2 separate regions of the Mus musculus genome follow, and region 1 is linked to region 2. The links are chromatin loops, found by intact Hi-C in ENCODE. Cell type or tissue: heart. All regions are shown on one strand. Each heading gives the region's core, and the rest is flanking DNA. Links, peaks and the distances in the headings are about the cores only. Region 1 holds the start of Gpr4 (G protein-coupled receptor 4). Region 2 holds the start of Vasp (vasodilator-stimulated phosphoprotein).

Region 1 (16,393 bases), core at 2,812-10,811, 63 kb before region 2:
ATGTGATTTGCATACAGGTCTCTGAGCTAGTCCAAACTGATTGGATTTGAAACTGCAATCTCTAGCTATGTGATTGCTTTCCTGGCGCACCCTATTAGTTCCCTTTGGCTTTGATGAATGGACAGCAGGGCTTTTATGCAAATATACCCAGCTCAGGTTTTAGCCTGTCAGCACCCAAAATCTAGCCTTCAGCTGGTCCAGGGAGACAGAAATAAGTCAGGGACCTTCAACCCCTCTGTCTTGAATGTCTTGAACCTCAGTGCTGGGAAATAGATTGGCTAGTTAGGTAGTACCTCAGGCCCTTAACACCTCTCCTGATTGTCTGCCCCAGGGGACCCCGTCACCTGTAAGCAAATCACCAGTGCAGACACCGTGAGAAACGTGGAATGGGCTACCGCCACTTGTGTGTTGGGTTTTGGAGTGTTTGGTAAGTTCTGGAATGGGGAAGTTTCCACTGAGGACCAGAACTCTTGAGAAATAACCTTGACTTGTGATTTCCATAGTCTTATATACGGGTGGCTTCCAGGCCGGGAATTCACTCTATAACTGTTTGGATGGTACTAGCAGAAGAGGAAGAACTGAGGGAAATTACCTCTAAAGTCCCTCAGAGCTTAAAATGAAACTAAATTCATGGGAGGCACCTGACTCAGAGAGCTCCACGCCAAAGCCCCTCTAAGTTACCTGTTCCCTCAGGTCCCCAAGCCATTGTCACTAGCTGCATGAGCACCATTGGCCTAGGTGGTGCTGGAATATAGTGGTGATCATGACAGTCTCAGGTCTGCTTTTCTGGAGCTCGCGGTCAAGTGAGGACAGTAAGCTCTCTCCAAACAGTGTGACCCACATAGGGAGTAGCTGAGAAAGGTGAAGTAGCACTAGAGAAGGGGTATTGGGCCAACTCTTTGAAGAAGTTAGGGAGGACCTCCTGGAATGAGAGCTATTTAAGCTGGGGTGTGGAGGATCAAGCCACACCCCCCAGCCCCTCACTGTGGGGGTTCTAGGCAGGGACTCCGCCATTGAACTATAACTCCCGCTTTTTCCTTCCTTTCTTCCTTCCTTCCTTCCTTCCTTCCTTCCTTTCTTTCTTTCTTTCTTTCTTTCTTTCTTTCTTTCTTTCTTTCTTTCTTTCTTTCTTTCTTTCAACTTTTTGAGACACCCCTCCATAAGTTACCCAAGGAGGTCTTCAACTTTTTTTCTTTTCCTTCCACTATGCCTGGCTTCCAAGCACATTTTTATCATTTCTCTTGTCGTGTCTACAGGGATTTGGCCCGAGGGAGCAGATGGCACAGACATCAATGCTGTGGCCCGCTCTCATGATGGGAAGTTGCTGGTTTCTGCTGACGACTTTGGCAAAGTGCACCTGTTCAGCTACCCCTGCTGTCAGCCGAGAGTGAGTCTCTCTGGAGAGCCTAAGGGTGTGGGATTGGAGGCCTATTCACTCCTTTGTGGGGATATATGTTTTATTTTTGGAAGAGGGTCTCAAATAGCCCAGGTTTGCTTCAAAGTCCCGCTATAGCCAAGGATGTTCAATTCCCACCAACCCCCCTGCCTCTGCCTCCCCAGAGCTAGGATTATAGATGTGCACCATCAGCCCACGTTTATGTGTTGCCAGAGATGGAGCCCAGTGCTTTTCTGCCCTCTCAGCTGCCTCCCTAGCCTTTTGCTGTTGTTCATCTTACTTACTCTTCTCGGAACTGTAGTTTCCCCACAGCTATTGGATGTCTTCATGGCACAGGGTCTTTCCCAGGGTTCAGAGATGAAACCCATAGCTCTGGGGTTATTGCATACTCTCCTTTTACAAGCATTAAATGAGCACTTACTGTGTGCCTGGACAAATAAGATCTGAGAGGCCACTGTCCTCACTAAGCTGGGTGTATGACTATAGGGCTCAGGGTTTGCATTCCCAGCACCCAGGATTTCCCTATGGGCCCAGAACAAAGACCAATTTTTTACAGAGCCAGATGGCTATTGAGAGGAGTTGCCCCAGGCTGGAAGAGTCTGCTCCTGACCACACCCAACGTTTTTTCTTAATGATGCAGGGCTAGGATTTAATGAAGATTTTATATATATGGGTATACCATTGCTCTCTTCAGACACACCAGAAGAGGGCATCAGACCCCTTACAGATGGTTGTGAGCTACCATGTTGTTGCTAGGAATTGAACTCAAGACCTCTGAAAGAGCAGTCGATGTTCTTAACCTGTAACTTAAGCATGAGGGTTAAGAGAGAGGCACTCAAAAGAAAGACTGTAGAGTCTAAGTGTGGCCTTCAAGAAAAAAAAGAGGAAAGTAAACCATACTGAGTGTGGGCACAGTCTCCCCACGGGAGATCGCCACAGCCCACTTTTAATGGTAATTCGTTCAGTGAAACCAGGTTTTACAAGTTTTATCTGTCCTTTATCCTCAGCGCTGAAGACGGAATAGAGTCTTTGCGCACTAGGCAAATCCCTGAGCCACACCCCCAGCCCCTCACTGGGGGATTCTAGGCAGGGGCTCTACCACTGAGCCACGCCCCCAGCCCCTCACTGGGGGATTCTAGGCAGGGGCTCTACCACTGAGCCACGCCCCCAGCCCCTCACTTGGGGATTGTAGGCAGGGGCTCTACCACTGAGCCACGCCCCCAGCCCCTCACTTGGGGATTCTAGGCAGGGGCTCTACCACTGCGCCATATCTTCAGCAGGTAAATGTGCTCACTGCCAAACCTAATGGCTGAAATTCAATCCTCAAGATCTTCATAGCAGAGGGAGGGAGAGAACCAACCCTTATGAGTTATCTTCTGACCTCCACATTTGCTCTGTGGTACTTGCACATCCATGTACACATACGCCTACACAAGAAGGGAGGGGTGTCTGGAGAGATGGCTCAGCAGTTAAGAGAATGCACTGTTCATCTAGAGGACCTGAGTTCAAGTCCCAGCATCCACATCACGGGGCTGACTTATATTCAGCTCCAGGAGATCCAACACATTCTTCTGGCCTCCATGGGCAACTGTACAAACCTATACTCTGACACACATATATACATGTAATTAAAAATTAAATCAAGTAGTGGTGCATACCTTCAATCTCAGCTCTGGAAGCAGAGGCAGGCAGATCTTTTTAAGTTCAAAGCCAGCCTGCTATACAAAGGAAGTTCTAGGATACCCAGCCAATGCTGCATAGGGAGACCCTGTCTCCAAAAACCAAAACCATAAATAAACAAACAAATAAATTAAATCAAAATGAAGCAAGGGCTTTATGAGCTTTAGGACAACCTGGACTATACAGTAAAAACCTGTAACACATTCGCACACACACATGCACACACGCACAAACACATACACACACATACACTCACACGTGCACACACATGTTTATGTGTGGCACTAAAGAAGAAAACAGCAGTAGTCTCCAGGTAGTGTTTTTTTCTTCTGACCTCTTTTTCCCTCTTCTTCGCTTCTAACAGGCCCTCAGCCACAAATACGGTGGACACAGCAGCCATGTGACTAATGTGGCCTTCTTGTGGGATGACAGCATGGCCCTAACCACTGGGGGCAAAGACACGAGCGTGCTGCAGTGGCGGGTGGCCTGAAGCAGGGGTGTGGGGCCAGGGTAGCGTCCTGTGGCAGGGTTGAGATCTATTTTTGGGAGATGTCTATTGCGGAGTACAGTAATATATACCCAGAGTATGTCTATAGAAGAGGGGGTTATGGGGCGGGCGGGAGCAGACAGAGGTCTCTATTTATCGGGGTGGGACGAATGGGCCACCATGCCTTGTGGGAGCCATTGGTGTTTGGTTTGGGGTATTTTTTTTTAAGTTTATTCTTTTATATCATTCAGAAATACAGACTTATGCACTGAGATGTCTGGAGTCTGGTCTATTTATTTGGGGTGTGTGTGTGTGTGTGTGTGTGTGTGTGTGTGTGTGTGTGTGTTTGTGTGTGTGTTATGGAGGCCAGAGATCAAAATCAGGTGTCTTCCTCAATTGCTCTCTGCTATATTTTTTTTAAAAGAGATTTCAATTTACAGTAACATTTAATTGATTTTATTGTAATTTTAAAAAATACATTATGTAGTAGTGTGTGTATCTATGACTATGACTACACATGTGTTCAGCTGCCCTTGAAAGCCAGAAGAGGGCTCTAGGTCTCTTGGATTTAGAGTTGTAAGCAGTTGTGAGCTGCTCAAGGTAAATGCTGGGAACAGAACTGAGTTCTCTGCTGGAGCAGTAAGTGCTCTGAACCCCAGAGCCGTCCTTCCAGCCCCATCTACTTTGGTCTTTAAGACAGTCTCCCTTACTTTCTTTTGTTTTGTTGTTTGTTTGGTTTTGGTTTTTGAGACAAGGTCTCTGTGTAGCCCTCGCTGTCCTAGAACTCTATGTTCTAGGCTGGCCTCAAATTCTAAGATTCACCTCCCTCTGCCTCCTGAGTGCTGGGATTAAAGGTGTGCACAGCCATGTCTGGCAAGTAAATGTAGTTAAAAACATAAGTTGGAGAGGGTTTGTGAGGCAGCTCGGTAGCTAACGATGCCTTGCAGGGCAAGCCTGTGGCTTGAGGACCCGTGCAAAGGAGGATTGAATGAGTCTACAATGTTACACACACACACACACACACACACACACACAAACACACTAAAGAAAGGAAGCCACCAAACTTCCAACCTACTGGCCTGAAGGCATTGTCCTATCAATGTCTGGCCAGGATACAAATGTTCCTTCCACTACTCAAACAAGCAAACAAATTTTGTAAGCAGCATTCCTATGTGGCATGCATGTGTGTATGTGTGTGTATATGAGTGTTCATGTATGAGTGTATATGTGTGTATGTGCATGTGTGCATATGTGTTCATGTGTGTATGCCTGTGTATATGTGTATGCCTGTGCACGTGTGTGTGTGTGTGCACAAGTGTGTATGTGTGCATGAATATGTGTGAGTATACATGTGTGTGTAAGTGTGTGTGTGAATGTGTGTGCATGGTTGTGGGTACAGTGAAAACCAAGACAACCTCAACACTACCTCATGGAAAGGGCAGACCTGCCTCAGAAGATGCTGAGACCAAAGTGGTATCATGGAAGGGGCAACAGAAAGACCTTAACACAGAAGGGTGAAGGAGCCATTCCAGGTGGAAGTTCTGATGCGTGTTATCTCCTTCCAATAAAATCAAATAAAGCCTCTTGTGGCTCCAGCTATCTCCTGGCCCCTGTCACAGGCCTCGACAACTCTGGGTGTTGCCTGTTGGGGACAGATCTGTGTCTCTCACTTTCTCTGGACCATGGGTAGGAAGAGCCAGGATTCTTGGTCACTTCCATGCTGTCTCCTAGCTGTCTCCTTGCCCAGTTCAGTCAGAGGCAGGAACTTGGGCACTGTTTATTGAGTGGCAATTAGAGTGTGTTTGAATAGCTGAGTGTGTCTTATCCAAAGACTACTGAATTCAACTTCCTCAAAGGGCTTGTGCAAAGGGTGCAGTCTGTAAAGTGCTTGCTGCAGTAGTGACTGTCCTCTGAGACAAGTGCCTGCCATCTTACGGACTTCACCTGTGTTCCCTTGCAAAAGAAACATCCCAGCTGGGCTTTTAAACTTTTAATTTTTTTAAAAAATTATGTATATGAATACACTGTCACTCTCTTCAGGCACATTAGAAGAGGGCATTGGACTCCACTCCAGATGGTTGTGAGCCACCATGTGGTTGCTGGGAATTGAACTCATGACCTCTGGAAGAGCAGTCAGTGCTCTTAACCGCTGAGCCACCTCTCCATCCCGCTGTGCTGGGCTTTAAAACTGTTTACACCCCCTTGGGACACAAGACCCTAAGTATTCAGCCACTTCCTAGCCACTGTGGTGTGCAATGATGTCCAAGCTGCAAGTGGTTGCACAGAGGGGTGGGGTGGGGCTCCATCTATGCATATATGAGCTGTCATCATCCCCTCTGGGTAAAGGCCTTTCTGGTGTAGCCTGTTGGGAGGAGCACTCATATCCCCGCCGGGGATCCCTCACCTGTGCTGGCTAGGGAAGACCCCTCAGAGGTTGGAAACCCTCATTGCTTCCCCGTGCGCACTTGAGTAGCGTGTGCCTCGGTTTGTCTTGGGCTCTTGGGAGGAGGGCTAGACTGTGCCTAGGTCTTCTCCCAGGAAGGAGTCAGCAACACCATACAAGTATGACGTCCTGAGTTCAGATCCCCTGCACCCGTGTAAAGAGCCGAGCTGGGTACAGTATGCCAATCCCAGTGTGGCTGGGGGTTGAACCTGAGCCTCCTGCTTCCGCCATCTGAGTTCTGGGATCACAGTTGTGCGCCACCATTCCAAGACATCTCTAAGTTGTTTCTTATTGTTATTGTTTTGTTTTGTTGAGACAAAGTCTCCCTAGGCTTTTAAAGGCCTGTTTTCTGACATTCTTGGGTCAAGCCTTCTTTCCCCCCAGCCCCCCAATGGATTCCAACAATCCAAGTTCTGGGAAGGTGACCCAGACTATAGATAGAGAAACAAATGCTTGTTAGCTCTTAATGTTTTGCCGTCCCCTTGTGGTCATCTTTGGATCTGCATGGAAAATTATCCCTTGAAAGGCCAGTTGGAAAAATTGCTGGTGATTCTCCATCCACCCCTCAGTGTCCCCTCAGTGTCCCTGAGCTGGGTCGTGAGAAACTGCCTTGTGCATAGCCTGCACCCAACCAGAGTTCCCGTCCCCTCCAGTCTGAGAGTAGGGGATGAGAAGGAGTTTTCGTTCCTCGGTCTGTGTTTGCACCCTGAAGGCTTGGGTGGTGATGGTCTCATAGCTGCAGGTCCTCTCCAGGGTCTCTCTGTCCTTCTGAAAACCGTCAGCGCCAGCCTTTGTGAATGTTTCCCAGTGATCCTCAGAGAGGAGCTGTGTTTTGCCTGCCATGACTTGGAATACATTGAGGCAACTTAGGGTTAGCTAGAGGAGAGGGCGATCCCACCCCCACCCAAGCCACTGGGCACTCTGACTTGCTTTTCAGAACCAGGCCGTGGCGGCTCACACTTGTAACTCGAACAATCTGAAATGGAGGTGGGAGGATCAGGAGTTCAAGGTCAACCTCAGCTGCTTGTGAAGTTCAAGGCCCTCCTGGGCTGGGTAAAACCATGTCTCATCTCTTGGGATTTACATGTAAGGTTGCCATGACACTTGCCTTGGCTCTGCCCTTTAACTCTCTGATGCTGTGAGTGTCCCTGCTTTGTGGTTAACCAGCTCATTTCCTATGCCTATTAAGTTCCCTGGAAGAAGAGAATTCACTGGTTCAGAGAGGTGAGGTCACCTACCCAAGGCCACACAGCGGTGCTACAACAGCTCCCTTTTCCTTCTAAGTCGTTGGATTAGTGTGAAGCTGTAGACCGGGTGGAAACTAATCTGCGATGTTAAAAGAAAGAACGGGGTACTGACAAGATGGCTGATGACGGCTATCAGGAAAGTGCTTGCCATCCAAGCATGAGGACATGGATGTGGGGCTGGAGAGATGGCTCAGCTGTTAAGAACGCTGACTGCCCTTCCAATGGACCCAGGTTCCATTCCCAGTACCCACATAGCAGCTCACAAGCATCTGTAGCTCCAGTTCCAGGGGACTCGACTCCCTCTTCTGGCTCCTACAGGTACTGCAGGCACAGAGTGCACAGACATACATGTGAACAAACATATACATTTGTAAATAGTGTGGCATGTTGTAGTTGTTGAGCTGAGTTAGAGGGTAAAACCATTTGCTATCAAGCCGGACGGACAACCTAAGTTTGGCCCCTTAAACCCACATGAAGGTGGAAGGAGAGAACCAGCCCCACAAGGCTCCACATGTGTGCCAAGACACTCATCCCACATGAGTGCCAAGACACTCACCCCATATGAGTGTCAAGATACTCACCCAGCTCCCCCATGTCCCTACACAGAGTAATGATAAACAAGGATTTTTTTTTAAAACTTATTTATTTATTTATTTATTTATTTTATGCATATGAGTATACTATAGCTGTCTTCAGACACACCAGAAGAGGGCATCAGATCCCACTACAGATGGTTGTGAGCCACCATGTGGTTGCTGGGAACTGAACTCAGGACTTAGTCAGTGCTCTTAACTGCTGAGCCACCTTTCCAGCCCCCAAACAAGGATTTTAATTAGATGAGTTGGCACATACCTTTAATTCCAGCCTTTGGAAGGCAGAAGGGGACAGATTTCTGAGTTCAAGGTCAGCCTGTTCTTAGAGTGAGTTCCAAGACAGCCAGGGCTACATAGAGAAACCAAAACTAAACCAAAATCTTAGACAAAAAATCTAAGAGGAACTACCTAAAAGGGCTTCTATGTGCACATACACACACATACATGCACACACAAATCCTCACAGACATATGTGTACATGTTCACACAAGGGCACCTGATGTTACTATACACACACTAACAAAGAAAGAATTGGGTATGGTGAACCAAGCACTAAGGAGACAGAATAAAGTGGACCTCTCTGAATCTCTAATCAGCCAGGGTTACATAATAAAATCTTGTCTGAAACAACCAACACAATACTGAGTGGTATACTCAATAACAGAGCCCTTCCTAGAATCCCCCAGTGAGGGCTGGGGTGTGGCTCAGTGGTAGAGTCCCTGCCTAGAATCCCCCAGTGAGGCACTGGGGTGTGGCTCAGTGAGAGAGCCCCTGCCTAGAATTCCCCAGTGAGGGCTGGGGTGTGGCTCTTGCCTAGTGTGTGTAAGGCCATAGGTTCTATCTTCTCAGCCAAGATAAAATAACTATGTAAACTAGAATTGTAAACACCATCACTGCTGTTGTTTTTGGAGGGCTGTATTCCTGTTGGATCAGAAGTCCCTGAGTCTATAAATGACCTCTCAGGACTAATTTGTGCAGGAAGTGACCGACCGAGATAAAAAGAGGGCAATGCGGCTCTTTGGAACCTTTGCACACTTCCTGAAAACAATGGGAATTTCACTTCCAGGCAACAGACACACAAGAGTAATCAACCTGAACTCAAGAATGGCCCTCCCGCCAGCAGGGAGGCTGATGATCAGGAAAGGATAGAAACGTACAGTCCTGGCAAAGTGAGGTGTTGAAGTGATCTATGGGTACATCAGACTTTTAGAGGGCAGACTAGGGTGTCCTGGACAGCCAAGTCGAAACGTTTTAAAGATAGAACTTCATTAGCCCACTTTGCCCTCAAAACTCTCAGCTATCCTCCTGTCCCAGCCTCTCAAGTGCTGAGAGAGTGCAGGCATGCACAGGTACCCCAGAACGAGACTTTTTTAAAATAGATTTTACATTATGCTCTCTGTGAAGTGACAAGAGACAGGTTGAGAAAAGGACTGTGTCTGACTACTTTGACTGTGGAAGAAACAGAGGCAAGGCCTAAACTCTGACCCCCAAGGCTCCTTCGACTTGAGGTGGATACTTAAGAGGCCACCATGTAACATGTTTTCCTTTACATTTATCTATCTGAGGTGTATGGCACCGGACAATGCAGAGGTCAGAGGACAACTTGCACAATCCCATTCTCTCCTTCCATCGTGTGGGTCCTGGGGATTGAGTTCAGCATCAGTAGCAATCGCCTGTCTGCTGAGACAAACCCCTTTGTTCTGGGTCCCTTAGAGGGATAGAGGGATATGGAGAAGGTTATTAACAGAGGCCTGCAGGGAGGGGGCTCTTCAAAGAAGGAAGCAACAGGAAGGAAGGTCCCAAGCTAAGCTACCTTTCCCAGAAGAAGGCTTAAATTCGAAGTGTGGAATTGGAGAGAGGGTAAGGAAGGAGTTAATGGATTGTACCCCTGAAGCAGCAGGTGAGATTTCCAGGCTTGAGTTCCTGAGGTGGGGGGGGAGGACGCGGTGGGGTGCAGGGGAGCGGCAGAGGAGGGGTTAATGGGGGCGGGCCTGGCTGGGGCGGGGCCTGGGTTCCGACTCCAGCCCCGGGCCAGGGGTTGTCGCTGCTGTCCTGCCCCGCGGGGGCGCCCGCCGGGTCCCTGTGCTGTGCAGAGTCGGGACCAAGTCAGAGACGCCGGTCGCCCAGCCCAGCCGCGGAGCAGGTGGGTGCTATCCCTCCGTTCCCATTCTACCCCTTCTCAGGTCCAAGACTCTGGGTGGCCGCTCCGCTGCCTCAGTCTCCCCGCAGCGACCCCTCTCCGCCACTCGGCTCTGGAGAACTCATCTTTTCTGCTTCTCCCTCCTGAGCCTGGGGTCCCTAAGATCCCCTGCCTCCGGGTCTCTCTCATTTCTCTCTCTCTCTCTCTCTCTCTCTCTCTCTCTCTCTCTCTCTCTCTGTCTGTCTCGCGGGCGCGCGCGCACACACACACACACACACACACACACACACACACTCGATCTCACTGCATACCATAAACTATCTTTGAACTCACTCTCATGCCCACATTGACCTAACATTCACGGCAATCCTCCTGCCTCAGTTTCCTAGAGTATACCGGGATTACATGTATATGTCACCACACCCGACTCTCCACCCTCTGGCGTTTTATAGACAGATTCTGTCTGTACAGTTCAGGTTTACCTTAAACTGGCTGGCCATCCTCCTGCCTCAGCCCCTTAAATGTTGTAGGTGTTCTTCAGCAACAAACCCAATGGACTCTATTTCTTTATCTTTTGGGGTCCCCTACCTGCTCTTCCCATCTGCCTCTGGATCCCTTCTACCTCATCCTTGGCCTCCATTCCCTTGTTTATGTGAGACCCCCTCCTTTTTTTCTTTGTATGTCCCCAACTCAAACAAACCCCAACTTTGTATATCCATCTCAGTGTGTCTCTTCCCACCCTCTCTTTTCTGGTTCTCTGGCTCTTAGTGCCTCTGCCCCCATCACTCTCCCTACGTCCTGAGACATCCTGGAACCTTTTCCTCAAGGTTGTGGGGCTGCTTAGGATTGGGGTAGGGGACAGTGGGATTGCAATCCAGAGCAAATGGACTCTGAGTGACACCATGACTCTAGTACCTACTTTGTAGTCACCCATGGCTTCTGAGGTCACACCTACCCCACCCTCCTGTCTCAGGAATTCCTGGCTGGGGGTGGGGGTGGGGGGGAATGGACTTCCTTCCTCCCTTCCAGAATTTTGGCTGGGTCTCTGTTAACTCCTTCCTGCTTTGTCTTACTCCCCTTCCCTGGAACTGAACTCCTGGGCAGCATTTCTCAACCGGGCTAAGACAAAGCTCCAGAATTCCCAAAGCTTTGGTGGTGGTGGTGGTGGTGGTGGTGGTGGTGGTGGTGGTGGTGGTGTGTGTCTCAAGCTGGATTCGTACTGGGGACACTAGTGTAAATGATGGGGAACACCTTGGCGCTCCTTCTAGACCCTCCGACTAGCTACACCCCCTGAAATCTACCAAAAGGGCTTCCCAGCATGTCTCTAAGGTTGAACTTGATCAACTTGGGGTTTGGGGTTCTCCTAGGAATGGCTACTGAGTCAGATGGGCAAGGGTTCCCAACGCAGACCACCTGGGAGCCCTGGAGGCTGGCATGCCGGTACCTGACTGTTATCCCAGCACTAGGAAGGTGAGAGGCAGGAGGGTTAGGAGTTGCAGGCCAGCCTGGGCTACATGACACGCTGTCTCAAAAGACTCTTGTAGTGGCACAGGCCTGTAGCTCAGGCTGAGGCAGGAGAATCTTAGTCTAAGGCCAGCCTGGGCCAATTTCTGTCTTTGAATGATAGATAGGACCTGGAATGCTGAAACCCTGACAAGCACAGAGAACCAAGGCCCTTTTGATGTTCTGGCCCTTTAATCTGTGCATATGCGTGCTGATATCTTGAAAGTTTATGCTACCCACAGCTGTGTGCTACAAAACACCTGTGGGAACCACACAGGCCACGCCCCTTCCATTTTACACACAGGGAAACTGAGGACTTAGAGCAGAAGTAAGTTACCGCCAGCCTCAGGGCTTAGGACTCTTGCCTAACCGCAGCCCATATCCGGAGACCTAGGTTCCCTTGACCATATCTGGAGACCTGAATTCTTGCACTACCACTAAGTCGGATTAATTTGGGCAATGAGGTCCGCTAAGTGAGTAGGGAGCTGTGCCAGACTTGGGTATGAATGGCTGGAGACCAGAAGGGAGGGTTTGCAGAGCGAAGCAGAAAAGATATTTCTGAGGGCTTGCTGGTGGAGAGAGAAAGGGACCAGAGGTGGCCTGGCCTGAGGGGTTGAGGGGGAGGAGTTTCAGACAGACAGACAGACAGACAGAAGCCAAGTGAATTAACTCCACCCCTGTCTCCTGACCCTCCCCTCAAAGCCCACTGCTCCCCCGGGACAGGGCCTATAATTTGGTTTGTGTCTAGACAAATAATAACTCAGCTGGTGTGAACAGGGAGGGACGAGGCCAGACCGCTGAGCAAGGGGTCAGAAGCAGCCTGGGTTTCTAGGTTCGTCCCTTCTGAGGTGGGGAGAATATAATTTGGGGGGGCAAGCGATCAGCTATCCTGATCCCCCAACTCTGTGAACCTTCAGCACCTCAGAATATTTTAAGTCAGAGCAGGAATGTGGGGGGAAAGAGGAAGTAGGGTTCACCTATTTACAAAGCGTTCTCATTTCGGCAAAGAGCGAAAAGGGAAACGTGTATTCATTTGCTGGGAAAAGATAAAAATCACCCAGGGTTTAATAATAGATTATGAAAGTCATAGCGTGTGTTTTATTTTATTTTATTTTTTTCTTTTTTTTTCTGAAATCATAGAGGGTTCTAACAATAGAACTTCAGAATCTTGGGGCCGGGAGACGCCTGGAATATTGGAAACTGACAAGGGTGTGCGTGCTGGCAAAGGCGAGGATAATAATAACAGAAAGCAGAGAATCAAGGCTCTAGAGTGTTAGAACATTCGACCACAAACGGGGCTGGCCATAGAATCTCGGGACTTGAGAACTGCCGGATCCTAGAATGTCAGCAGGGTAGCTCTAAGAATTCCACAGTCCTGCTGGGTGGTGTGGGTGTAGAGGTCAGGGGTGGGGGTGGGTGGGGGTGGGTGGGGAACAGAGATGCTCCTTAATAGAAATGGGGAAACTGAGGCCCAGCCAGGTGGCCTGACTGCACCCCCCTAGCCATTTCCGCTTGCTGCCAAGGCACCAGGTGGGCAGCGAGAAACACTGATCACATTTCAGCCCTAATGAGCAGACCGGAGCTGGCTGCTCCCCGGGGCCTCCAGAATGGGGGAGACTGGGAGCCCATGGTGGAGCGAAACAGGGGGAGCTAGCCTGGTGGCTTCGGAAATGAGGGTGGTGAGTGTGCTAAGGGTTGATGAGGGGGAATGAAGGGGGGGCTCCTATCACTGCTTTCTCTTGGCTTTTCAACCTCCATGTCTTTGAATTTTGCTGTATTGGGGACTGGGAGAGGCGGGCTTCTGGGACTAGGCATTTTTCTGGCTTTAGTTGCTGTGGCCAACTGGGGCTTGGGGTACAGGCTATCCTTTCCCATCACCCCAAAAGTTGTGCCATATTTTAACTTATCTTTTCCTACAGGGGTGTAGAATTTGTGCTTCTATGCACTTCCCAAAAGACTCACGTAAGGGTTAAGATAACACTGACCAAGCCATGATGGGTCAGTGTGTGTGTGTGTGTGTGTGTGTGTGTGTGTGTGTGTATGTGTGTGTATATGTGTGTGTCTGTGTGTGTGTGTGTGTGTATGTGTGTGTATGTGTGTGTGTGATGCGTGTCAGGCATGTGCTCACCTCTTCCCAGGGTCACTTTTGTGTGCTTCTTTTTTTAAGATTTATTTATATGACACGCCAGAAGAACGCATTGGATGTTTGTGAGCCACCATGTGGTTGCTGAGAATTGAACTTGGGACCTCTGGAAGAGCAGTCAGTGCTCTTAACCACTGAGCCATCTCTCTAGCCCTGTGTGCATGTTCTTTAAAAATCCTTATTAACTAGGTATGGTGACACACATCTTTAATCCCGGCACTCAGGAGGCAGAAGCAGGTGGATCTCAGAATTCACGGTCAGCCTGATCTACAGGGTGAGTTCCAGCTCAGCCAGGACTACACAGAAAAACTCTGTCTTGAAAAATACATAAATAACAATTTCTGATTTTTAGCAGACTCTCAAAGGGGTTTGAAGCCCCTAGAAAGACATTAGGACAGGAATGAAAGGAAAGAAACACCGGGAAAGGAGATACTGTTCATCTCAGATAGTGAATAACAGCCCTTCCTCTCTGGACCTCAGATTCCCTATATGGCCTGGGAAAAAATAGCTTCCTGTTCCCACACTATGTAAACCTGTATCATGGAATTCTAAGAATCAGAGGTTCTATGATGGCTGGGGCTGGGGTGGGGGTTTTGTGGTGGTAGTCAAATGTCAGGTAGGAAGAAGAAAGGTCAGTTTGATGTCCTGTCTGTCTGTCTGTCACTGCCTCTCTGCCCCACGTCTAGCATCCTCATGACTCAGGTAGGCTGAGGACAGGGTAGATGCCAGACTCTGTTCCCTGAGAGGAAATTGGCAGTGGGAAGTTCATTTCCGTTGGCTGCAGGAATGTCTTTGCTGCCTGTGTACCTGTTCCAGTCTCAACAGGGCCCGGGGGGCCACAGAAGGGAGCTCCAGGGGGCAGCCAGCTCTCTCTCATGGGTTTTTATGTGGGTGCTGAGGATCTGAAGGCAGGTGCTCCCTCACCTTGCACAGCAGTCGCTTACACGCTGAGTCATATCCTCAGCCCATTACACCCTTTCTTCCTTCCTTCTTTCTTTCTTTCTTTCTTTCTTTCTTTCTTTCTTTCTTTCTTTCTTTCTTTCTTTCTTTCCTTCTTTCTTTCTTTCCTTCTTTCTTTCCTTCTTTCTTTCCTTCTTTCTTTCCTTCTTTCTTTCCTTCTTTCTCTTTCTTTCTTTCTTTCTTTTTCTTTCTTTCTTTCCTTCCTTCCTTCCTTCCTTCCTTCCTTCCTTCCTTCCTTCTTTCTTTCTTTCTTTCTTTCTTTCTTTCTTTCTTTCTTTCTCTTTAAATTTTGAGACGGGGTCTCATTTATCCCAGGCTAACCTGTTGGGATCATAGGCCTGGGCCAATGCGACTGATTTATGAAGTGTTGGGGATACAACCCAGGGCTCCGTGCTTGTTAAGCGAATACTTCATGAACTGAGCTATGTGTCTGGCACTCTTTTTAGCCTTCTGTTCCCTTTTTGTGGTAAGAGAGATTGAACTCAGGACCTCGTGCCTGCTAGAGAAGCACTCTTCTGCTGAGCCACACCCCAGCACCCACTGTTAGACTCTAGGTAAGCATTCTATCAGTAAGCTGCATCCCCAGGCCCAGATACTGAATATGTGACTGAAGATGCTTCATTTTACCAAAGATTTTCATGTGTGATGTGATTAGGGTAGAGACAATACCCTTCTTTTGCAGAAGTTAAGGCTTCTGAAGGAAAAGGGGGGGGGGGAGGAAGAGGGCGGGAGACAGAGAGAGAGAGAGCAGAGAGCACGCCAGCAGAGAGGGGGGTGGGCAAAGAGGAAACAGACACTAGGGGAAAGACTTGGTCTGGATCAGAGGTTTTGATTGATGGTAGGCTGGGTTGGCTCCCATTGGTTTACCCAGGAACAAGTCCCTCCTATTCCATCTCCAAGGGATCCAGAAGTTTCCAGCTCTGGGGTGGGATGGTAGGTGTCTAAAGACTCCCCACAGGGTGCTGGCCTTAGGGATCAGGACAGGCCTGACCTTTCCAAGTCAATCAGGAAGCAGATGGGTCCTGCACTTTAATCTCCTCGCAGCTTGCAGCCTCTTCCCCCAGGCTCCCCAGGGCTTGTTGATGCCTGGGGTAGAGTCTGGGAGGAGGCAAGGGACAGCCAGTGGGAGAAGCACTGGGCGGGCTCTCCCAGCCTCTAGGCTTCTGGAATGACTTCTATACCCAGGCACTTGTTAAGCACCTACTGTATGCAAGGACTGTCCCTCACATGAGTAATACAACAGCCCACTTGACACTCAAGGTTCCTGTCCCCGAAGAAGTTACAGACAGACAGAAGGCAACAGGCTACAAACACAGTGCTGTGAGATGGTTGTAGGAGTGGTGGGTAGGAGTGAAAAAGGACATGGAAGAGGAGCTGAAGACACCATAGGCCAGTCAGGGAGAGAGTGTGGAGGAATGAGTACTGAAAGAAGCTCACTGGATTGGAGATTGCTGAAAGGAGGAGTAGGCAATCAGCACAGGCTAGCTGGGAAGAGGCCTGGGACCTGTCACCGGGTACCAGGAGCTTTCATTTTCTGGCAAGTCTATTCATTTTGTTTTGCAATAATGCAGAAAGGACCTAGGGCCTGCACATGGTAATCAAGGGCTCTGCCACTGAGCCACACCCCAAGCCCCTCACTGAGGGATTCTAGGCAGGGGCTCTACCACTGAGCCACACCCCCAGTCCCTCACTGGGGGATTCTAGGCAGGGGCTCTACCACTGAGCCACGCCCCCAGCTCCTCACTGGGAAATTCTAGATAGGGGGACTCTTGGAAGCCTTTGGAAGTTCAAGAAGAAAAGA
Region 2 (16,393 bases), core at 3,431-11,430:
TAGCAGACGGCCCGGGAGTGAGCCGAGAACAGCCTCTGCCTGGCCTTAGTTTCCCTATCTCTACCACCTCTCCACCCCCACCTCAGGTCAGATAAGAAGGGCGGAGTGTGAGGGCAGATCCCAGGGCCCTGGAATTGCCTCCCCTGAGGCCACATTTATTGGCCACCTGGTCCATCTGGTTCCCCAGGGCCCAAACAGCCATTTGGCACAAATTCCTGGCTGCACTGTCACACCCTGTGGCTGGGGATGGAGACACAGAGGTGGCCCAGACAGACTGCCCTGCCACCAGGGAGCAGCTGGTCCAGCCTTGGGGGGGGGGGGCAGTGCCGAGGAGGCCACTGGCTGATGTAGGAAAACAACAGCTCAAATATAGAGTCAGATACCACAGACCTTGGTTCAAATTCTCCACCAAACCCTTCTTCCACATGACCAGAGAGCTCCTCATGTCTCTCATCTGTCACTTAGGGAAGACATGATGGTCCCTACCTCCTGAAGGCTGTGATCTGGTTAAAGTACTAGGCACGGCACAGTACCTAGTATACACTGGGGTACTGAGGGCTTGGTCACTGTCACCACTGAGGCACCCTGCACTCACCCAGTCAGTACTGAGTGCTCAGTACTATCAGTACTAGGGTTCCCTGAACATCTCCATCACACAAGACCCCCACAAACACACCTGTCCTCCTGGAAGACTCAGTTCTCCAGGGCAGGCAGTAAGGCTTGCAGACAGGAAGTAACTTGGTCAAGGTCACATACAGACAGGGGAAGTTGGGGGGAGCTCAGGCCCCACCCACCCCCACCAGACAGGGGAAGTGGGGGGAGTTCACCCCATCTCCACCAGGCTTTTTCCTGAAAAGAAGAAGTTTGTGGTTTCCAGGGGAGAGAAACTTCACCCCACAATGGCAGGGCTGGGGGCTGGGACGTGACGCCATGCTGTGAGAATTTATCAGGGAAAGCCCCTTGGGGGCTAGACACCCCAGCTTTGCATGTATGCTGCTTTATTACCAGCTCTTTAGCTGGGCCCACGCCTCAAGCCTAGCTAGGTCACTCCTCCTGTCCCACTGTGTCCCTTCAGGGTGGATGGCACTCTACCTGGATACAGACAGCGGAGAGGGCCCAGAGAGGCGGAGTGTTCTATCCTCAGTCACACAGGCACAGAGCAGCTCAGAGAGAGGCTCTGATGTCAGATGAGCTGGCTGCCAGGTCCCACTCTTAACCCCACTCTTAACCGCAGACGGAGCTGTGGGTCCTTCCCAAACATCAGGGGCCACGTGAAACAAGCATAGCTTCAAGGGACTGTTTCTGGCCCAGGCACCCTTGGCAGGGCAGGGCTGAAGCCTCACCCACACCTGCCACCCACACCCAGAGCCAACTCTGGCCACACGCCCAGGGTAGACTCGGCATCACTGCCCCACCCAGATGCACTTTGGCCTCTCAGGTGGTCCTGCCCTGACATGGCTCTAGTACTGAGGGAATACTGCTGTCTGCATAACCCTGGGCTGGGTCCTAACCTCAACTAGACCTTAAAGATGATCTTATAGAAGGACCTTCTTAAGACCCAATCTCAGAGTCCAATCCGTCCCCATGTCCCTGTCCCCTCCCACTCACCCCTTCACCCACTCCCCCAACCCCTCCCCAAATCCTGTCTCCTCCCCATCCAAGGTTTGTGAGGTCCCCTGTGCTCCAGTCTCTCCTTCCCTCTTGCCTTTGCTCAGTCTGTTCCAACCTTTACATTCCGTTCCAACATCCCCTTTCCACTTGCACATTCCCCCCACCCCCAGCCACCACCACCACCACCACCACCGGCTCTGCCTAGATGTCCTCCCTTCCCAGAGTTCCTCCCTGACCACTTCATCTGCACACCCCCTTTCTGCTTGACAATCTTTTGTTCCGAGACACCCTTGTAACTCAAGCCCAGGATAAAAACAAAAACCAGAACCAGCCTCAGCTGGATGGGGCCTGCGCCCAGTCATCCTAGCACTCAGGAGGCTGACGCAAGAGGATCTCACGTTTGAGGCCAGCAGGCCAGGCTGGCTGCGCCGCACAGTGAGACCCTGTCTCAAGGAAATGAAACACCAAACCAGGACCGGCAAGATGGCTCAGCAGCTGAAGGTGCCTGCCTCTGAGCCTCGGGACCTGAGCTCGAGGCTGGTTCAGGGAGAGACAGACTACCAGGAGCTGTCCTCTGACCTCCACACACCCGAAGTCAAAATAAACTATTTTTTTTTCCAAATCCTTAAAAAAGAAAAGGTTAAGAAATAAATGTGAATGTAGGTCAAAAGCGTGAAGCCTTGGAAGTGTGACTTCCCCAGGCCCCTGTCACCTGAGAAGCTGCGCACATCACTTGCCTATGAGTGAGTATATTTAGGCGTCCCACCTTTTTAAAGCAGCACCCCCATGATCTACACTTCTTCCTTCATACCTTGCCCTTTTAAAATTATCAACCAGACTGTTTTCTCATCTTTCAATGTACATGAATTCAAGAGGGAGCCTCTCTGTTCGTTCGTTCGCTGTGTGATCTTTGCCCAAGTGTCTTCACCTCTCTGTGCCTGCATTTCATCATCTGTCAAGGGGCTGAGGCTTGAATCTAGCTCATCTGATTGCTGAGTAGTTCGTCGGGAAATTGGAGCCCAATGCTTGGAACAGTGTTGTCGACCTTCAAAATGTCAGCAGCTACTGTTGAGTCTGCTGTTTACAACTGCTGAGTACTGCCTAGTGCTGGGTACCACTCTAGGTTCTTGAGATGCACTGGGGAGCCAAAGGGATCCTTGGGGACCCGATGTTTTGGCAAAGGATAATAAAGGGTAGCAGTTCTGGGCTGGAGAGCCCTGTACTTGGGAGGCAAGGGCAGGACAGCCCTTGTAGGCTTGCGGCCAGCCTGGGTCACATGGTGAGACCCTGTCCCAACAAGGAGCTGGAGTGGAAAATCCCCACAGGAGGTATATACCTGTGACCCCAGCTCTTGGGAGATGGAGGCAGGAGGATCTGGAATCCATGGGAGCAGTGAAGGGCTGGCAAGATGGCTCAGTGGGTAAAGGTGCTTGCTGCTAACCCTGATAACCAGAGTTCGATCCCCAGAAACTTCACAGTGGAAGGTGAGTCTCTTTCCTCCCTGGGCAGCCGGTTCCAGACCTGCCCTCCTTCCATGTAGCTTCATGTCCCATGCCTCAGTTTCCCAGACCTGGAGTTCCCAACACTCTGAGTCCATTAGATAAAAGGAAACAACACAGACTCAAACCCACAACCCTGCAGCTGACAGACTCCACCTTGGCAGCTGGGAACCCTAAGAGTGAGGGAGCCTCTGAGGACAGAGGTGGCCAAATACTGGTAGTCCCCTCTATTGCTACCCGCCCACAACCTTAACCCACCATCTCCTTGCACCCTTAACCTTGTCTGTCTGTCTGTCTGTCTCTCTCTCTCTCTCTCTCTCTCTCTTTCACACACACACACACACACACACACACACACACACACACACACTGAACTCTTAAGTCTCTGATGCAGGCTGGCCTCCAACTTGCTATGTAGCAGAGGATGACCTTATGGGAGGTTAGTGTTAATGGTAAAAGTATGTTATTTGTACAAAAAACCAAACCCATAGATGGTTCTAGTTTTCTTTTTTTGTAATACTACTAGATTTAGACAGTCCTAGGTACAAATTCAAACTTTTACCACCTCTAAACTGATTTTCATATATTTTTGAGACTGGGACTCAATAGCCCAAGGGCCTCCAGCTCTTGGTCTTCCTGTAGTCACCTCCTGAGTACTGCCTTAGAGGCATGAGTCACCACATCGTACTCCCAAACCATTAAACTTTAACAGGCCATTTCCTTAACACCACTGCACCTCAGTTTTACTACCTGTAAAATGGGGGTAAGACCGGGAGCACATGCTTGTACTAGCACTGCACTCAACTGCGGTGGAGATTTAAAACGGAACCAGACTCATATTACCCCACCTGGCAGGAAGAGTGATTGAACCTGCTACATCACTTAAAAAGAAAAGAAAAGAAGAACCGCTGCTCATGTTATTGCAAGAGGAAAGGAGTGAGGCACATTCTTTCAGAATTCTGCCCAAGAGCCCTCAGACCTCTGACCCCTTCTCTGCCTTTCCCAGCTCCCGGATGCAGCAGACACTCGGCAAATATTTGTCAAACTGGGAGAAAAAGAACCGTATCTTGTAATTTTCCATCTCAACCACCTCCCTTCCCACTCCCCCTAGGGCTGTCCCCAGTCAAACCAGTCCTGCCCCCTTCCCCACCACAGCATAAGACCTCTGAGGGCGCTGGAGCCAAGATTCAAAGTCTTGGGGGCAGGGCTCAGTTTACCCAGCTGGGAATAAGGAAATAAGGAATGGGTCGGGGTCTCTGTCTCTAATCCTAGCTGTCCTTGGAGAAGTGACACAGCCCAGCAATTGACCAAGGACGAGGGAGACCCTTTCCTAAGAGGGTGGGGGATTCCTTCAACTTGTGCCTACCCTCAGGGGAGGGAGGGAGGTTTGGCACTGGCCACAGCCAGAGCGGGGCGGGCTGCAGGAGGACCGGGGCTGGGGGTGGGAGTGCAGGGGGCCGGCCTAGACGTTGCTCCTGCCCTTTTACGGTCTCAGCGAGTGAGGCGGCACTAACTCGGACATCCGCCATCCGCCTTCCACCGGGCCTGGGACCGGAAACGGGTGGGGGTGGGGCGGGGCTGGGGGCAGCGGGGCGCAGTGGAGGAACTGACCCCCTTTAGGGGGACAGAGCTCCCATGGGGGAGGGAAGGCCAGGCAGGAAGTCTCCAGGGTGTCTCAATGTACCCCTTCTTGCTCCAAATCCCAACACTCCCACAAGCCAAGGGACAGACTTGGGAGGCCGGGAGGGAGGGAGGGGTCCTAGCTCAGGGTCCTAGAGAGGAATGTCACCTAGATGTCAGAGGGCAAGACTGGAGGATGTGCACATGGGAGGTTAAGCCCAAACTGTCCCCAGGAGACTCCTCCTCCAGCCAGGGGCTTTGGGGCAGGAAGTCCCAGCCAAAGTGGAGGAAGGGAGACAGTATTGTCAAGATGTGGCCCCAAGGGAGAGATTATGGGGGGGTGGGGGTGGCTGGGGCTGAGAGGAGGGGAGGCCTCTGTCAGGCCAGGCCCCGCCCTCAGGTGAGCCCAGGAGTTCAGGGCAAGTCCCAGGGAAGACATACAAAAAAAAAAAAAAAGAAAGAAAAAAGAAAAAAAAAATCTTTGTATCCCCCTCACCTACAAGATTAAATTCCTAGGAAGAGAGCTGGAAGAAGCTAGTGAGCCTGGGTCCCTGAGGGAGAAGGCTATGACCTTGACGCTTTCCAGCGCCCCCTCCTCCAATCCCACGGCCTGGGGAAGGGGGTAACACCCAGCGACATTGAGCCCAGGGGGAGGGACTGTGGTGTGGGGAAAGCAGCTGGCCACAGTGCTCACTCGGGGGCCCGCCCCCCACACCAGCTGTCTCGACAGGTGAGTCAGGAAGACAAAGGCCCCCCTCCCCCAGCTGCTGCGCCCCCTCCCTCCCCGGCCACCAGGTTGGGGGGGGGGGACCAGAACCGTCCTCTGGCCCGGGGGTCCAGGAGCCGCCCTGGGCCTGGAGTGCTCCAGGGCCCTAGGACCCAACCTGGTTGCCTAAGGGGAGAAGAGTCCCATCCAGACCCTCTAGGCCCCGTGGGCCAGATTCCCAAGAACTCCTCCACAGGAGAACCTCGGTGTCCACCAAATTTAGGAACATCAAGAAGTGCCCCTAAAGTTAAGGACCGCGATTCCACTCTGGGACTCTCATCCAGTGCCCTAGACGCAAGGATCCGAATTCCAACCACAACCTGAGACTCAAGAGTTTTAGGGCTAGGGTTCTCTAGCCAGCCTCCCACCTGGTTTTGAGTTTGGGGGCGGTAACTCTGAGCCCGCTTATACTAGATCATCCCTGCGAGGATCTGACTATCTGAGAACTCAGAGGTGCTCCCCCCAAAAGTCTTCAAATTCTGAGTCCCGAGAGCGCCCCTAAACCTGAAAGCCATCAAGAGAACCTCAGCCGGCACCGCCCCAAGCCTTTAGGGAGTAGTGTGGAGAAACGGGGTGTCGATATTTAGAGATCGTTCCAGAAGGCACCGGCTCAGATCTGGGACGCCCAAAGCGCTGTGTCCCCTAAATCTAGCCCCAAATGCGCTGGAGGGGGGGAGGGGGACAAAGGCGGGGCGCGGAGCCGGCTCCCGGCTGGGACCCGGCTGGAGGGTTCGGGGCTCACCTCATGGCTGCGCGGAGGGCGGGCGGCGCGCCCACGGGGAGTGCTCCCGGGGCGCCCCTGATTGGAAGTGCAGGGGTGCGGGGCTGGCTCCAGGTTCTGCTCAGTCTCTCTCGGGGTCCCGCCCCATAGAGTCCAGCTTCCTGGGGAGAACGTGGACCGGGCCGGGGCGGGTCTTCAGGCGCCTCCTCCCACCGGTGTTCTGATGTGCTGGGATCCCCTGCGATGGAAAGCGGGGTGCAGCGTCCGAACCTCGCCGGCGCACCCCCTCGGCCGGCTGCACCTACGCGGTTACTCTTACTACTGTACTCTCTTTGCTACATTTCGTTCCAAAATTCCACTCCCCGTACCCACAATTCCCTGCGCCTTAAAGGGGCCGTGGACGCCTCCAGGCGGGGGATGGAGAGCGTTTAAAAGGCAACGCGGAACCTTGGGCTTCCGCAATTGCACTCCTTTCCCGGTCTTGTGGCGTGGGGGTGCACCCTGAGCCTCACTCCGGAGTTGGAGGGGAAAGCTTGGTGGAAGAGACAAGGGGCCTTTCTTTGATCTCTAGCTGTCTCCACTATCAAATTCTTTAGTAGAGATCTGGGGGTGTAGGTTCTCCACTCCAACTCGCTCCGTGGACTTCTCAGTTTATTTTTTGGGGGATGGGGGTACCCTTGGTTAAGCAAGGGATCTCATCAATTTCCACCTTTAAGTAACACTTCCGCACTTCTCTTCCCCAGATCTCGCTTCTCAGGCCGAGCCCCACCCCTCGCCGCCCCCCACCCTCCCGGGGAAGGTGTGGAGGAAGTGAGCGAGGGGGCGCGGCGGGCCGCTGACTCACCGCGGCCGGGTCGTGGTTGGGGTGGGGGCGGGGGTAAGGGTGGGGGATAGACTAGGAGCGAAGGGTTGGTGGTGAGACCCCGATCTGCTCCCCACGCGGGCCCAGCTACAGCTTAATTTTGCCCACGGAGGGTAGTAGGATCGTCCCAACAATCCGGCAGGCTCAGAGGCCCGGAGACCCTCCTCTAGAGCCCCTTCCCCGCCAACACGTCCGGGCTGAGTCGAGCCCCCCCTCCCCCAAGCCTTCCGCAGTGGGACCCATAGGCCCCGCCCAGAGTTACATCATCATGCAGACACGCCCCTCCCGTAGAGCTCTACCTGGCCGGCTGAAAGGCGGTAACTCTAAGAAAATGGCAGTTCCTGACTTACTGATCGAGAAACTGAGGCTCAGAGACAGGGAATGGGTTTAGCTTATTTGGGTCCCCCCGCTCCCAAACTCACGAGAATCAATCCACGTGGCCTTTGGCCAATCCATTTCCTGGATGCTATGCTGGCTCCCTGTTGTCCTTCACTTGTAAGAACCTCAACCTTCAGGCCAAACTCTTACAGTAATTCTGCTCTAAAAAAATCTAGTACACCAGTTAGTTGTCCTGCTCAAACCAGGAGGCTGAGGCAAGAGGATCACGAGTTTGAGGCCAACCTGGGCTACAGGGTGACTTTAACGTCATCTGAGGTTATATATTTAAGAACAAAAGTGGCCTGTGGAAGTAGGGCAGCAGTTAAAGGGGGGGGGGGGATGGAGAGATGGCTCAGCGGTTAAGAGCACTGACTGCTCTTCCAAAGGTCCTGAGTTCAAATCCCAGCAACCTCATGGTGGCTCACAACCATCTATAATGAGATCTGATGTCCTCTTCTTGTGTGTCTGAAGACAGCTACAGTGTACTTACATATAATAATAAATTAAAAAAAAAAACTTGCTACTTTTGCAGAGGACCCAAGTTCAATTCCCAACACTTACAGGGCTAATAACTGTAATTATAGGGTTACGTTCATATGTGCATGCCCACCACCTCCATACACATATATAATTAAAAATAATACAAGTAAATCTTAAAATTAAAACCACAAATGGGCTGGGCAGTGGTGGTGCACGCCTTTAGTCCCAGCACTTGGGAGGCAGAGGCAGGCGGATTTCTGAGTTCGAGGCCAGGGTATACAGTGTGAGTTCCAGGACAGCTAGGGCTATACAGAGAAACCCTGTCTCCAAACAAACAAACAAACAAAAAACCAAAACCTACCACATATATACACCACACACACAAGTATATACAAAAGCAAACACAAGAATCTGTGGTTTAAGATAATTCCTTTATTGGCTAGAGATAGAGAAATGGTTCAGCAATTAAGAGCAATGGCTGCTCTTGCAGAGGACCCAGGTTCAATTCCTAGCACCCACATGACAGCTAACAACCACATGTAACTCTGGTTCCAAAAGATCTAATTGCCCTTTCTAGCCTCCACAGGCTCCAGACACATATGTGGTACATAGACATACATACATACAGGTAAAACACCCGTGCACATAAAAAACAAAAAAACCAAAACCACAAATGGGCCAGATGTGGTAGCACAACACCTTTAACCCTAGCACTCAGGAGGCAGGGGTAAAAGTAGGTCTCGGTGAATTAGAGGCCAGCCTTGACTATTTATAATGAGTTCCAGGTCAGCCAGCCTGGTCTACATAGTGAGATCCAAGTCAGCCAGGGCTACAGAGTGAGACCCTGTCTGAAAAATAAAACCCTGGGTAATCTACCCCCACACATGCATCCATCTAAGACAGTGATTGTCAACCTTCCTAACGCTGTGACCCTTTGATAAAGTTTGTGTTGTGGTGACCTCCCAACCATAAAACGATTTTCCTTTGCCACTTCATAACTGTAATGTTGCTACTGTTATGAATCGTGATGTAACTATCTGTGGTTTTCTATGGTCTCAAGTGACCCCCATGGAAGGGTCCTCTGATCCCCTGAGAAGTCACCACCCACAGGTTGGTCTGGACTGGGCTATAATTCTCCGAGCCCCTCAGGCTCTGGGTGCACCACAACAAGCTCAGATTTTTATCGGCTTCTGTGTTCTCAACAAGGCCAAGCTAGAACAACAGTTATCCAACTAAAGGAGAACCACACTGCATGTGAGCTTCTGTGAAATGGGAAGAGTGTAGCTCCATATCGCCTTCATTAAAGCATAAGCTAGCTTTTTTTTTCCTGTAAAAGTCTCATTTAACAGGCCTGGAGACACAGCTTCAGACTGTGATGTGCCTGTTCTGTGATCATTAGGACTGGGTATGGGGTCCCCAGTACCCATATAAAAATACATCTCTTAACATCACCAGTACTGGAGGCAGCGGGACACGGCAGATTGCAGTGCTTCACTGGCTACCTGCATCCCTGAGCGCCAGGTTTGCTGAGATCCTGTCTCTAAAATAAGGCAAAGAACAGTGAAGGAAAATGTTCCTGAAGCCCACCTTTAACTTCCACCACATACTCATGCACACAGGGGCACATGTGCACACAAACACGTACACACAAATAGAAAGTCCCTGTGGAAACCCTTGAAGCATAGCAAGCCTGGTCATTTGTGTTTCTGTGTGTGTATGTGTTTGTGTGCACATGTGTGTGCACAGGGTTTGCACACTAGGCAAGACTGTTCCACTCAGCTGCATACTCATCCCGAGGAACCAATTAATCTCCTCTCTCTCTCTCTCTCTCTCTCTCTTTCTCTCTCTCCTCTCTCTCCTTTCTCTCTCTGGTTATGTGTAGCTCTGGATGTCCTGGAACTTGCACTATAGACCAGGCTGGCTTCAAACTCACAGAAGTCCTCCTGCCTCTGCCCCCTACCCCAACCCCAAGTGCTGGTATTAAAGGCGCTCGCCACCACTTCCTGGCACATCTTTTTTCTTACAACATATTTAAAATACAAAAGCAGGACCACAGAGGTGTCTCAGTGGGTAAAGACACTTGCTCCAGAGCCTAAGGATATTAGTCCAATTCCTGGGACCAACATGGTGGAAGGACAGAATCGGCACCCGCAAGTTGTCCTCTGACCCTCACCATGTGGGTTCCAGATTATCAGACTCTGTCAGTCTTCGGGGTACCTGCTGAGCATTCTACTCAGCCCAAGATTTTGAAAAAAAAAGAAAAAATAATGTCAAGTGAACCTCCTTGCTCATTTTTTCCCCTTTTCTCCCCTGCATTTTTTCTTTGACATTATTTATTATTTATTGCTCCCCTTGTTTGCTGTCTCCTCAAACATGGCTGTCATCTGCACTGGGCCTCCAGGATCTCACAGCTGGCCCACAGCTATGAAGAGGGCTTGATGACAGGACAGTGGCTCCCTGCACATTTGCTGACCAGGGAATATGCAAATCACTCTTTTGTTTTGTTTTGTCTCTACTTAGGCCTGGCTGAGCTGGAACTTATGTAGACCAGGGTGGCCTCGAAATCACAGAGATCTACCTGCCTCTGCATTCTGAGTCTGTTTTCAAAGGCATGGGTCACCATGCCCAGCACAACTAATTTCTAATTTAACCAATGAATGGAGTGTGTGTACAGGAGTGTATGCTGGTGCGTGCATCAGCACACTTGTGGAGGCCAGGGAGGGTGTCAGATCCCTTGCAGCTGGGATTTCAGGAATTTGCACGATGTCTGCTTGCATGGATTTGAAACCAGATCCTTATTGTGCAGCAAGCACTCTTAACCAGAGAGCCTTTCCAGCCCTGATATTTGTGTGTGTGTGTGTGTGTGTGTGTGTGTGTGTGTGTGTGTGTGTGAGACTGTCCAAATCCTGATCGTCGATCATCTTTGTCCCAATCCCAGGTGTGCTGGACTCACAAGCTGGTGCCTGAATATCTGGGGCAACAAACCACTTTTAATAGAAAAATGTACTTATGGGTCCAGATGAAGTGGCACATGCCTGTGATCTCAGCACATGAGCAGTGGAGGCAGGAAGGCTTCCATTTCAATGCCTTCCTGGGCTCTATGAGCAGAACAAAAATTAAAGGGGTGCTGGAGAGAGATGGCTCAGCATTTCAGAGAACTTACTACTCTTGCAGAAGAATTTGGTTTGGTTCCTAGCATCCGGGAAGACGTTCACAACCCTCTGTAAATCCAGTATGAAGGGATCTGATGCCCTCTTCTGGCCTGTGCAGGCACCAGGCACACATGCAATGCACATGGATAAATTGCAGGCAAAAGATTCAGATACATATAAATAAATAAATAAATAAATAAATAAATAAATAAATAAGGAGCACACACAGCGGGGGGGTGGAAAGAAAGAAAGAAAAGAAGAAAAGAAACCAGCCCAACGATATGGCCCAGCAGGTAATGGAGCTTGTTATCAATCCTGAGAACCCTGCAACAGTCTCCTGAGCACTGCCCTCCAGCTTTCACATGTAAGCCACAGCATACACACTCAAAATAAATAGTAAGAACACCAATAACAACAACAACAACAACGAAGAAAGGGAATGCATTTGGAGTTACTTTTATTAAGTAAAATTTCATAATCACGTCTATCACCACCTCCTTGTAGCATAGGTTAAAAAAAAAATAGAAAGGCTGTTACTTGCTGATCACTTAAGATCTGTTTGGCTTTAAATACTAAGGGGGAGAAAAAGAAGGGGGTTTAGTTGGGTTTTCTGCTGTTGGGAGATGGCGGAATTCCCCCTCATGAGACTGGTGAGGGAGAAGCAGAAGAGGAAACAAGGAGTTGAAGTTCCTCCTCGGCTGGCCTGCCTTCCCCTGGCTCTCCTCGTAGGGAAGCACAGATTTCCCCTGAGATGTGCATATGGTCCCCTGAGGATGGCCGCTGTCAGGCCTGAGTTCAAGGCTTGAGTGGACGCCCATGGCTTCCGCCCCATCTCACCACTCCTCCTGAAACACAAAATGTGAGAGAGAGAGAGAGAGAGAGAGAGAGAGAGAGAGAGAGAGAGAGAGAGAAGCAACCCACTTCGGCCTCCTGGAACTCACTCTGTAGACCAGGCTGGCCTCGAACTCAGAAATCCGCCTGCCTCTGCCTCCCGAGTGCTGGGACTAAAGGCGTGCGCCACCATGCCCGGCTTTCTTTTCTTTTTGTTTTTATTTTTTATTAAAACTTATTTATGGTATGTACATGCGTGCACTGTTGCTGTCTTCAGGCATGACAGAAGAGCGCATAGGATCCCACTACAGAGGGCAGCCAGTGCTCTTAACCACTGAGCCATTTCTCCTGCCCCCTGGTGTTTCTTTCTTTTTAAATTTAATTAAAAAATTTAAGTTTATGGGTGTTTTGCTTGCATGTATGTATACGTACACTACATGTGTGCAGAGGCCAGATGAGGGTGGTAGATCTCTTGGGACTAGAGTTGTCAGCCATATGGATTCTGGGAAATAAACATGAGTTCTCTACAAGAGCAACAAATGCTCTTAACTACTGAGCCATCTCTCCCGTACCTTCCCCTAGTTCTCTCTCTCTCTCCCTATTTTTTTCCTTTTTTGTTTTTGTTGTTGTTTTTAAACAGAGTCACATGTAGTCCAGAGTAGCCTTCAACTGCCTTACCTAAGTTCCTCACTCCAGAGCGCTGGAATAGCAGGGGTGAGGCGAGTGGGCAAAGATGCAGGGTAGGTTGCCTTACCTCTTGACATTCCCCTGGGGTCTGATGCAGCTTAGAGTAAGCTTCAGCAATGACAGCGGCCCTAAAGAGCAAAGGGAAGCCTTCAGGAGACCTGGTCCTGTCGTCACCCTGCCCCATCCTACCTCCCCTGCTCACTTGCTGTGTAGCCCTCCTCCAGGAGGCAATCCTGGGATGTCCTCTGAGGCCAGGGTCCTGAAAACCGTGTTTAGGCCTGGAGGTTCCTGAGCAGAGGCATACAGCTCTGAGGAGAAGGAGGAGGAGGTGAGCCAACAGCCCACACTGGCCAGCCACCCCTCCCACTGGCCATTTGACCTGCTCACCAGCAACTTTGTGGCTCAGGGCTTCGTCTAAAGCCATCTCCTTGCTAATTGCCTCCTCACAAGGCCTGGGGGCCCCAGGGAAGCAGACCACCATGCAGGTCATATTGTCCAGACTTCCCTGGATAAAGTGAAGGAAAAAGAAAGACCCTGGTGGGCGGGGCAAACGCTCCGTCCCAGGATTCCATGCCTTTGAGGGCATGGCTTGTCAGAAATTCTAGTGTTGGGAGTCTCCCTCACGGATCTGACCAATCCGTCCCTATCTAATCTAAGCTCTCTCCCTTTTGGACTCATCTCTCGGAGGACCATGCCCTTTGCCTGGCCTAGCCACGATACTGCATTAACGAAAACAGACACAATCCAGCAAGATGGCTCATGGGCAAAGTCGCTTGCCTGACACCAAGCTTGACAACCTGAGTTCCATCCCTGGGACTCATTGATGGAAGGAGAGAATTGGTTATCATAAGATGTTCTCTGAATTACACATGCATGATGTGGTAAACCACACACCACACACACACACACACACACACTACATTAAAATGTAATACAATTTAAATAAAATAGACAGCCAAATCTTTTTAAATTCTTCCTATTTAAGGACTCTTCCTGTTTCAGACACACTTCAGGACTAGCCTGAAGTCCTAGCACAAATCCTCGAGGCCATGCTCCTTCTGTTAAATCCGTCCCATTTGCCTATCTGCCAGTTCTAGTCTCCATCACGGTTCAGAGCATCCTTCTTGCTCTGCCCAAGAAGTACCCAAGTCACTCACACCCTCTAGCTCAGCCCCACTCTTTATCAATGAAACCCCTTCTTCCCAAATGCAGTGGCCCCAGGACCTTGCACAGACATGTGTCCAACAGCTGCGCACAGAGTAGCTCCAGATCCAGGCCCAGACGCAGGCGCGACGTCACTAGCCCCGCCAGATCAGCACCAGACAGAGCGTCCCACACGCCATCAGAAGCCAGGAGAACGAACTCGTCCTCATCCTGGCGTGCCAGCGCAGCCACCTCGGGCTCAGCGGACACGAGCTGCAGCTCAGGAGGCCTCCCCGGTGCCTGCTTGTAGGCGAAGTCACCTAGGGCTCGCGACACGGCCAGGGACCCCTCCACGCGCCGTCGACGGACTGTGCCACCGGCGTCGTGGATGCGCTCGCGTTCCCGAGGCCGGTGGGGACGATGGTCCTCGGTGCAGAAGGCCACAGAGCCCGAGCGACTCAGAAGCGCGCGCGAGTCCCCGCAGTGTGCCAGGTAGAGGAATCGCGGGGACACGAGCAGAGCCACAGCCGTTGAGCCACCGGGGTCGCCGCGGGGCCAGAGAGCGCTCAGCTGCGCGTCTGCTTGGAGGAAGGCGCTACGAAGAGCCTGGCGCACGCCGTCGGGCTCCTGGGGCGCAGGACCTAGTTCCCCCAGCACGTAACCTGGGAGGTGGCGAGCTCCGAAGCGCGCGGCCCGAGCTCCTCCATGGCCATCCAAGACGGCGAAAAAAGCCCATCCTGATGGCAGCCCGGGCAAAGCCAGCCGAGCGCAGTGCGCGTCCTCCATGCGTGCGCGCCAGCCCTGAACGGCGCTCGCCCCGAAGCGCAGGCCGGATGTGGCCGCTGCACCCCTGTGCAGCCTCTGCCAACACCGGGGCGCAGCCAGGAGACTCCCAGACGCACCAGGCACGCTGCACTCCTCCTCCACCTCTTGCTCCACCACCTGCTGAGCTCGAGCGGCCCATCCGAGTCGCTCCAGCAGGCGGACAAAGGCCGCCATCCTCCGGCCAGGAGATCAGGAAGGTTCCCTCATTGTCCCCGCCTTCCCTAATCTCTTTTCTGTGAGACTTTAAACCAAGTAAATCTCTTTCCTATCCCTTGACCTGGCCTGAAGTCGGGTCACTAAGAGATATATATATCTCTTAGTGTAGAAGAAATATATTGTAATGTATATGTAAAATATATGTAAAGAAAAAAATATACATATATAATATTTCTTTTCTTTCCCCACACTTTCTGGGTCAGGGGCTGATTGAGCTTGGCGAATAAAAGCAAGTTATTTGCAATCTATTTTACAGGTATAACACATTATTTAAAAGTTTATTACACTCATTTAATGCGTGTGGAGATCGGAGGGCAATTTGTGAGAGTCAGTTTTCCTATTCTACCTTGTGTGTCCTGGGGCTCGAACTCAGATCAGGTTTGGTAGCAATTGCCTTTACCCACTGAGCTCTATCTTAGGTCACGCACACACTATTTTACATGGATAATAATAGTAATACTGTTGTTGTTGTTTTTGTTGTTATCGGTTTTTGAGACATTGTCTCACTATGTAGCCTTGGTTGGCTAGGAAATCTCTATGTAAACCAGGCTCTCAAACTCAGAGATCTGCCTATCCACCCTAACTGGCTTTTTTTCTTATAGGTTATTTTTAAATTTATTTATTTTATGTGTATGGGTGTTCCGCCTTCATGCATATGTACCATATGTGTGCTTGGAGGTCAGAAAACGGTGTCAGATCTCCTGGGACTCAGCTCAGTGGCAGAGACTTCAACTCTAGAACCCACGTCTTGGACTAAAGGACCTCCTCTGACCGTAGACTGCCTAAACCAAAGCTCTACACCTATGTGGGCTGAGCGCCACCTCCCAAGCCCTTTTGTTTGGTTGTGGTTTGTTTGAGACAGATCCTCATGTAGCCCAGGCTGGACTCAAACACTATTGTATCCAAGGCTGGCCTAGAACTCCTTGATTTTCCTGCTTCTGCCTTTTGGGTGTTTTCTGATCAAAGATGGCCTCCAAGCCAGACATGGTATTACAGGCCTGTAATCCCAGCACTTGGGGTGGGAGAAAGAGGATCAGGAGTTGAAAGCCATTTTAGGCTGCATAAAGCCCTGTCTTAAATACAAAACAAAGCAACAACAACAAAAACCAACTTAACTATAATAACAATAGCTTAAAAATCAAAGCTGTCCTATCTCCTGCTCACGGTCATTTTACCAACCTCACACGCTGCCTTTCCAGACCACATCTGTAGCTCAGATCCCATCTATTACATCATTCTATGCTGTTGCCTCAACCCCACCCATGTCTAAGCTCCTCTCTGAGCCTTAAAAGTTTTGAGTGCTTTGGGTTGGGCAAGGAGGCTCAATGGAGTAAAAGCCCTTTGCCTGGTGACCTGAATTCCATCCCCCAAACCCACATGGTAGAAAGAGGGAATTCTGGGACCTGGTGCTGGCCACAACTGCCCATAAGAGGTGTTGATGATATGGCAGAGGCAGGATAGAATAGGAGTTTTGTCTCACTTGTTTATCGGTATCCCGCTGGGGCCTACGTACCTGTCTTACCACACATGCTCTATAGACGACTATTGAAAGGATGAATGAACGGAAACTTCCCAAAGCTCCTACTCTGAAGAGTAAGCTTG

What was found. Peaks named below come from ENCODE experiments on the same cell type or tissue, not always from the same donor. Only the 100,000 strongest peaks of a DNase experiment are listed, where the experiment ranks them.
Region 1: it touches region 2 in a loop (2.9-fold over the local background); 4 of 42 quality-filtered maps call a loop at or near these places.

The regions. Positions count from the first base shown.
Region 1 is chr7:19,202,646-19,219,038 of GRCm38, forward strand. Eml2 (echinoderm microtubule associated protein like 2) reads left to right here. Exons shown (of 22, transcript NM_001347582.1): 20 at 332-427; 21 at 1,257-1,387; 22 at 3,441-3,837. The coding sequence ends at 3,566. It overlaps Gpr4 (G protein-coupled receptor 4), which reads left to right and starts at 9,893. Exons shown (of 2, transcript NM_175668.4): 1 at 9,893-9,989. RefSeq lists an enhancer at 14,334-16,373. In heart, for the core only: CTCF peaks have their summits at 6,495 (motif pointing left), 7,571 (motif pointing left) and 9,916; DNase peaks (open chromatin) are centred at 8,766, 8,836 and 9,936; H3K4me3 peaks cover 1,139 bases; H3K27ac peaks cover 765 bases; H3K27me3 peaks cover 517 bases.
Region 2 is chr7:19,265,276-19,281,668 of GRCm38, forward strand. It overlaps Vasp (vasodilator-stimulated phosphoprotein), which reads right to left and starts at 6,579. Exons shown (of 13, transcript NM_009499.3): 1 at 6,239-6,579. The coding sequence starts at 6,243. It overlaps Ppm1n (protein phosphatase, Mg2+/Mn2+ dependent, 1N (putative)), which reads right to left and starts at 14,774. Exons shown (of 5, transcript NM_177691.3): 1 at 13,832-14,774; 2 at 12,995-13,112; 3 at 12,810-12,915; 4 at 12,675-12,735; 5 at 11,532-11,934. The coding sequence starts at 14,749. The coding sequence ends at 11,923. In heart, for the core only: a CTCF peak has its summit at 11,195 (motif pointing left); DNase peaks (open chromatin) are centred at 4,636, 4,966, 6,486, 7,206 and 1 weaker place; H3K4me3 peaks cover 4,070 bases; H3K27ac peaks cover 4,383 bases.